2 separate regions of the Homo sapiens genome follow, and region 1 is linked to region 2. A link is an interaction called in ENCODE POLR2A ChIA-PET data of the cell type or tissue named here. Cell type or tissue: PC-9. All regions are shown on one strand.

Region 1 (4,000 bases), 160 kb after region 2:
TCATGTCTGCTAACACAATATCCATTCTGCAGCCCACGGATAAAGGAGTTATTTTGACTTTCAAGCCTTATTATTTAAGAAATACATTTCATTAAGGCTGTAGCTGCCATAGATAGTGATTCTTCTGATGCATATGGGCAAAGTAAATGGAAAACCTTCTGGAAATGATTCACCATTCTAGATGTCATTAAAAAATTTGTGATTCATGGGAGGAACATCAGTATTAACAGGAGTTTGGAACAAGTTGATTCCAACCCTTAAGTATGACTTTCAGAGGGTCAAGACTTCAGTGGAGGAAGTAATGGCAGCAGTAGTAGAAATAGAACTAGAATTAGAAGAATCTATAAAGGAAAAAAAAGAACAAAAAATAAGTGTTGGTGAAAATGTGGAGTAACTGAGACCTTCATACATTGTTAGTGGAAATGTAAATAACACACCTGATTTGAAAAATAGTTTGCAAGTTCCTCAGAAAAGTTGAATATAGAATTACTATATGATGCAGCAATTCTACTTCTAGGTATATACCCAGGAAAACTGAAAACACACGTTCATACAAAAACTGGTACACAAATGTTCATTGCAGGTTTATTTGTAGTATCCAAAAAATGGAAACAATCCAAATTATCCATTTATCAACTGACAAATGGATACAGAGGAAACAATGGAATGTTATTCATCCATAAAGAGGAATAAAGTACTATTACATACTAAAAAATGGATGGAACTGGAAAACATTAAGTAAAAGAAATAAGTCATAAAAGGCTACATATTGTTTGATACAACTTATATGAAATGTCCAAAACAGGCTAATTCATACAGGTAAAAAGTAGTTGTCAGGGGATGAGAAGGAAGGAGGAATTGGGACTGACTGCTGTACCTATTAGGTACATGTCATCTTTTTGGAGTGATGGAAATGTTCTGGCATTACAGTGTGGTGATGGTTGCACAACATAGTGAATACACTAAAAACCTACTTATACACTTTGAAATGGTCCTTTAAAAAAAAAAGAGAGACAGGGTCTTGCTCTGTCACCTAGGCTAGAGTGCTGTGGCACAATCATAGCTCACTGCAGCCTCATACTCAGCCTCCCAAGTAGCTAGGGCTATAGGTGTGTGCCACCATGCCCAGCTACTCTACTCTACTCTCTCTACTCTACTCTACTCTATTCATTTATTGAGATGGAGTCTCGCTCTGTCGCCCAGGCTGGAGTGCAATGGCACGATCTTGGCTCACTGCAAGCTCCACCTCCTGGGTTCAAGTGATTCTTTTGCCTCAACCTCCTGAGTAGCTGGGATTACAGGCATGTGCCACCATGCCTGGATAATTTTTGTATTTTTAGTAGAGACAGGGTTTCACCAGGTTGGTCAGGCTGGTCTCAAACTCCTGATGTCGTGATCCGGCCGCCTTGGCCTCCCAAAGTGCTGGGATTACAGGTGTGAGCCACCTCACCCAGCCTTTTTTTTTTTTTTTTTTTTTTAAATAGAGATGGGGGTCTCACTGTGTTGCCAGGCTGGTCTTGAATTCCTAGCCTCAAGCAATCCTCCTACCTCATAAAATGGTAAATTTTATGTTGAATATGAATTATATCTTAATGAAAAAAAAAAAAACATAAAGGACCCAGACAAGAGGAACTGAAGTCTCCTCTTGCACTAACATTCTAGAAATGTATAATTTACTTTCTGGTCATAAACTATGCTAGGGAGAAAAAATCTGCAATGTTTTCTTAAACCAAGAAGGGCAGCAATATCTATGGGAATTATTATTTATACTAAGCCTGTATTAACCTTAAAAAAAGTCTTAAAAATAAAATGGATTTAAAAAAATGTATTGAAATGTCTATATCCTTTGACCCAGCAATTGTACTTTAAGAATTTATCTAACAGATATACTTGGCCAGGCATGGTGGATCATGCCTGTAATCTCAGCACTTTGGGAGGCTGAAGCTGGAGGATCACTTGAGGCCAGGGGTTCGAGACCAGCCAGTGCAACACAGTGAAACACCAGCTCTACAATAATAATAATAATAATAATAAAAGATAAGTCAATGAAAGTACACTAACATATACAGAAATGGGTGTTCACCACAGCACTGTTTAGAATAGTAAAAACCAGGTAATAATCGGAACATCCACTAATAGAGGGACAGTTAAGTCATCTGTGGTATACCCATATCACTGAATACAACACAGGAGGGGTTAAAAAGAACGAGGCAGATCTACATGTACAGACACAGAATGAGCCCCCAGTACATCCAGTGAATGAAATCAGTCACAAGACAATTACAAAAACATTTGTCAGCATAGCCTATGAAAACATTTAAATGAACTTCTTGCCATATTTAGAGTGTGTTAGTGTGGTCCCAATGAAAAAGCAGACTGTCTGATATAATGGAGTTCCCTTTGGAGGACTTGGTGGCTCGTTCAGAGTAAGCCATCTTAAAGACCAGCCAAATCTGAGGTCCATGTGCCTGGCCATCAGGAAAATGCATGCTTCAGGTACCAGGATGTCATGGTCAAACAGGTGGTTGTAAATATCAGATTTATCAGGTGGTTGAATGTCAGATTTAATTGTGGTTCATGGTTCTCCTGAACAGTCCCAGGGAAGGTATGATATGATTTTATTATTTCTTTTATTTTTTTTGAAACAGAGTCTCGTTCTGTCGCCCAGGCTGGAGTGCAGTGGTGCAATCTCAGCTCAATGCAACCTCTGCCTCCCACGTTCAAGTGATTTTCGTGCCTCAGCCTTCTGAGTAGCTGGGATTACAAATGTACACTACCACCCCTGGCTAATTTTTATATTTTTAGTAGAGACGGGGTTTTGCCATATTGGCCAGGCTGGTGTCAAACTTCTAGCCTCATGTGATCCACCCACCTTGGCCTCCCAAAGTGCTGGGATAATAGGCATAATCCACCATGCCTGGCCTCATTCTTATTTATTTTCTATGAGAGTATGTGTGTATATGGAGAGTGGGGTTGGGGAGGGAGGGAGTTTTTCCTTTTATCTTTATCAATAAACTTGTTTACTTTTATAGTTTAAAAGAACTTGAAGGACAGAGATCTAATAACTGAATTCATAAAGCTTGTCGAATATAAGGACAATATACAAAATTAATTGTATTTCTAGACACCAATCATAAACAATTAGAAAATTTAATAGACAGTATCATCTACCATAGCAGTATCCAGGAGTGAATCTAATGAAAAGATGTATAAGGCTTTTACATAATTGAAGGACATACTATGTTCATAATTTAGATGACTCAATAGTGTAAATACGTTGATTCTCCCTAAAGTGACCTACAGAGGCAATGCAATCCCAATGAAAAATTCTAGCAGGTATTTGTGTGCACAGTGTGAAAGTTTACAAGCTGACTTTAAAATTTATATGGAAATACAAACACCCCAAAATAGTTGACAGTCTTTTTTTTTTAAAGGTATATTGAGATGTAATTAAAGCCTATCAAGGCAGTCTTGAAGAACAAAGCTGTAGACTTTTACTATCAGAAGTCAAGATTTAGTATAAACCCACAGTAATTAAGACAGTGTGCTGTTGGTGCAATGGAAACAAACAGGGTCCAGAAACATACCCACTCATATATTACTACTTGGTTTGTGACACAGGAGTACTAGCAGTAGAGCAGTGGACTTTTCAACAAATGATGTTGCATTCACTGGCTAGGAAATCCATATGGGAAAATATGACTCTTGACCCCTACCTCACTTCATGCACATCCACAAAAATCATCCCTAGGCAGATAGCAGACCCAAGTGTGAAAGGTAAAACAATATAGCTACTAGACGATAACAGAGGGGAATACCTACAAGACCTCAGGGCAGGCAAAGAGCTCCTACAGGACTAGTCACAAAAAGCCAAGATTGGCTATAAATTAGAAACTTCTGATCATTAGAAAACAGTATTAGGTGAAAAGGCTAGCCACCAAGTAGAAGGTATTTGCAATGTATATATCTGCTAATGGACTTATACCAAATTATAGTTTAA
Region 2 (4,000 bases):
AAGCCAAACATTATTTTAAAGTGGTCCCAGGTTGGTAATTCCCTTAGACACTTGTAAAAAGCAAATCACCTGTAGCAGCATGCTCTCTAGACCCAAGACTAAGACAGTTCCTCCAGAATTCCAAGGAATTTGAATTTGCAGTTTAAGACATCACTTAACTGCAAAAATAATAAAATGGCAAAAATTGGCAAAATAATAAAATGAAGATTCAGATAATGAATTAGAAGACTCAAAACATAAAATAAGGTTGTTCAGTATGTTTCTAGAAATAAAAGAAGGTATTGAAAGTATGAGTAGGAAGTAAGAGACTACCAACAATAATTCAGTAGGCCAGTTAAACAATAAAAGAGAGAGATAAAGATACAATTAGTGAATTGAAAGATGGACACAAAGAAATTACCCAAAATGCAACACTGACAGAAAAAAGGTTACAGGAAATGCAAATGAGACTAAGGGATGTGGAGGATAGAATAAACCAAAAGTCTAGCACATGCCTACTCAGATTTCCAGAAATAAAAAATAGAGAAAATGGTTCAGAGGCAATAACTAAAGAAATAATGATGGAATTTTTTCCAGAATCAAAAATACACAACCTTTAGATGTAAGAACTCCCCAAAATCAATAAGCAGGAAAATTAACAGAAATATTAGAAACATCACAGTGAAACTGCTGATCACTAGAGACAAAAAGGAGATCTTAAAAGAAGCCACAGAGAAAAGACAAATTATCTACAGGGAAATAGAAATTATGCTGAAAATTGCCAGAAGACAGGGAGTGTCTGCAAAGTTCTAGGAGAAGATAACTGTCAACCCTGAATTGTAGAAACAAGGAAATCTTTCAAGATCAAGGGCAAACTAAAGGGGTGTGAGGCAATAGTAAGTGGGGACAATAGGTAGTAGGGACTATGGCAGCTGGAGAGCTCCATCTAAAGGGGACAGCCCCTGCTCAACTTCTGCCAATTGCTGGCTTATAGGAGTCAAACACTCTGTGTCGCTAGATCTTTAGATTTTTCAAGAAAGGTCAGAAATCTGGATTTTTAAAAGTTGAATTATCTCAATTTTTAAATGTTAACAACAAATTTTAAAATGTATTTAATTGCAGGGCAGACAAATACTGTGTGGGTGAAACGAAACTTCTATGTGGAGGGCCTAAAGGTCTGATAAAAGTGGTAATGTGGAAATGGTAACATGGTAGAGTATGCAAGATCAACTGGAGAGGGGACCAGGCCTCTGCTGCTTCTTCAAACACTAGCTTTTCTGGCCAGTTTTTGTTTTAGTGTTTTCTTAAACTCAGGGATGCACTTACATTCTCAATTGGGCCTGTCAGGTGCTTAGAGGCAGGAGCTTCATTTTCTCTGAACATTCCATGGAAAAGGGCATAGTGCCTGGGTTTTAGTGGGTAGGGCAAACAACCTGGTAGAACTTAGTTATTTCTTCTTCCTCCCCCAGTCTCATTCTCAGACAATTGGAGATGTTGTTTTGTCCCTTCACCCCTTCAGGAGATCTACGCCCTAGGGATTTGGGTTTCCCTTGACTGAGGTATGGTGGGATGGAGCAGTACTAGAGGGGTGGGGCTTCCTGGAGAGGCCAGGACCTGTGTCCAGTTCCCCTGAAGTGCATGATAGAGATGTCCATGAATACCCAGGTACTGACCACTAAACGCCACAGCTGTGCAGGAAGTTGGAAGTCTTATGGTCCAGACTGTGGCTGGGCTATGCATGGTGGTGGCATCTCTGTGGGCCCCAGGGCAGCTTATGTCAAGTGCCAGACTAATGGTAAGTAGGAACAAGAGTACCAACCACAGACCAAGGAGCAGGCCCCTGACCTATTTTTCTGACTCTGTATAAGAAACAGAGGCTAAAATAAGCCATCTGGTCAACCAGGTAGAACCAGATTTAGAACAAGAGCACTGTTACTGCCAATCCCACGGGATTGCTTCTAAGCAATCATAATGCCAATCACATTGCAAAATGTTTGTGGATTGCAGAAGCTCCACCAAGAATGGAGACTGAAGCAAATGGGAGAAGGGAGATAGTGGAAATGGGAGAACTAATCAAGCCTTCAGTCATCAGGGACACATCATCTCTGCTTATCCCAGAGAACATCATCCTTTGTGGCCATTTTTCTAGGGTCAACAAGAAAAAAATCATACCTTTTCATTTTCATATACACTTAGAACAGTAAATGTATTCACAGAAATATAAGAGGCATACTAGAAAGTTACAAAACCATAAATGTATAGCTCAATAAATTTTCTCTAAGTGAACATACCATGTAGCCACCTAGGCCAAGAAACAGAACATTGCCTGTCTTCCTGAGCCTGCCTCATGGCTCTTTACGGTCACCACCCTCTCAGTGTTTTCCTGCTGTGGCAGCCACTCCTCTGACTTCCGTTACATAGGTTAGGTTAGCCTGATTTTGAACTTTGTATAAAAGAAATCCTATAGTGTGGACTCTCTGTGTCTGCTTCCTTTCACTCAAAATGGCACCTGTAAGGTTCATCCATGTTGCTGCAGGTAGCTTAAATGTGTTTATTTTCATTGCTGCAGAGCATGAATAGATCACAGTATTTTTTCAATCCCCTTGGTGGATATTTGAATTGTTTCAAGTTGGAGGCTATAGCAGATAATGCTGCTATGAATGTTCTTGCTCAAATCTTTTGGTAGCCTTGTGGGGTTTGTTTGTTTGTTTGTTTTGTCTGTTTGTTTGTTTTCGAGACGGAGTTTCACTCTTGTTGCCCAGGCTGGAGTGCAATGATGCTATCTCGGCTCACTGCAACCTTCGCCTCCTGGGTTCAAGCAATTCTCCTGCCTCAGCCTCCCGAGTAACTGGGATTACAGGCATGTGCCACCATGCCTGGCTAATTTTGTATTTTTAGTAGAGACAGGGTTTCTCCATGTTGGTCAGGCTGGTCTTGAACTCCTGACCTCAGGTGATCCACCTGCCTTGGCCTCCCAGCCTTGTGCTTTTTTTAATCTTTAAGAAAAAAAAAATCTAAAAAGAGCAGTGGAACAACTAGGAGTTCTGTGATCATCTCACCATATTACTCACGATCATAACATTGTACTGAACTAAGATGGTCTGAAAGTACATTATCATGGTTCCTGGTATTTTCCTTGTACTCGGTACAGCTGCATGTAGACACTTAGAAACCCAGAATGTCAGAGCTGGAAGAAGTCTTATATATCATCCTACCCAGAATTTCCCAAATTTCATCTTTACATACATCCTCTTTGTGATTTTTGTCATATCCTCATACCACCCATACTATTATATTTTTCTTTAAATTGTCTTTTTTCATTTAAATATCTGCTTTAGCTTTATCCTAAGCAATAACAGCTGTGTACTCATAGGTTTGATATGCAAGGTATATTCTTTTTATTACCCATTAAAATTAACATACAACTATTACAATAAATGTGTCAGCCTACCACCTGTGTGAGATAGTTTCCACTGACTCCTCCTTCTGATCCACTTCCCATCCTGCTCTGTCTCAGAAGCTGCCCTCCACAGGCTAACCTCAACTGGTTCTCTTGTCTTCTGGCTTCGGGGTGTATTCAGCCAAGAGGCACTGGAGGATAGTTAGAGGTTGGGATATTTATCACCCTGACCTCCACCCTACCCTGCCCCAGTTGGCAGTAGCTGCATTCTCTAACAAAGGCCATGGGTCTCATCAGGCAGCCCCTCTCTCATGGCTGTAGAAAGAGTTTCAACCTTTTGCTCCTTCAGGTCCAAGAGTGACAATGCTTCCAGCTGTTGCAAGTCCCCCGAGTTTCCCCACCTCTTCTTGGCTCCCTTAACTATGCCCACCCCTTTATAAATAGTCCCTTCATTAAGCCCTCCTCACCTACCCCCTTTCATGAGGCCATCTGTCTCCTGCTAGGGGGATGCAGTATCAAACCCCACCAGTGGTAGGCACACATTTTTCACACCCATATAGGTGCCAGCTGAGACCCAGGAGGGAATTCCTTATCCAACATCCCCCAGCCTGTGAGTGCCAG

The links. ChIA-PET counts read pairs that join two places held together with the same protein. Peaks named below come from ENCODE experiments on the same cell type or tissue, not always from the same donor. Only the 100,000 strongest peaks of a DNase experiment are listed, where the experiment ranks them.
Region 1: POLR2A ChIA-PET joins it to region 2 with 6 read pairs; 2 of 35 experiments call an interaction of 5 or more read pairs at or near these places.

What each region holds. Positions count from the first base shown.
Region 1 is chr2:86,056,943-86,060,942 of GRCh38, forward strand. The region is part of intron 14 of POLR1A (RNA polymerase I subunit A); the gene reads right to left. Among named protein-coding and RNA genes, the nearest start is that of POLR1A, 47 kb to the right of the region's middle. In PC-9, no CTCF peak of the experiment used is centred here; no DNase peak of the experiment used is centred here; H3K27ac peaks cover 287 bases.
Region 2 is chr2:85,898,186-85,902,185 of GRCh38, forward strand. No RefSeq gene overlaps it. Among named protein-coding and RNA genes, the nearest start is that of ST3GAL5-AS1, 11 kb to the left of the region's middle. In PC-9, no CTCF peak of the experiment used is centred here; a DNase peak (open chromatin) is centred at 1,786.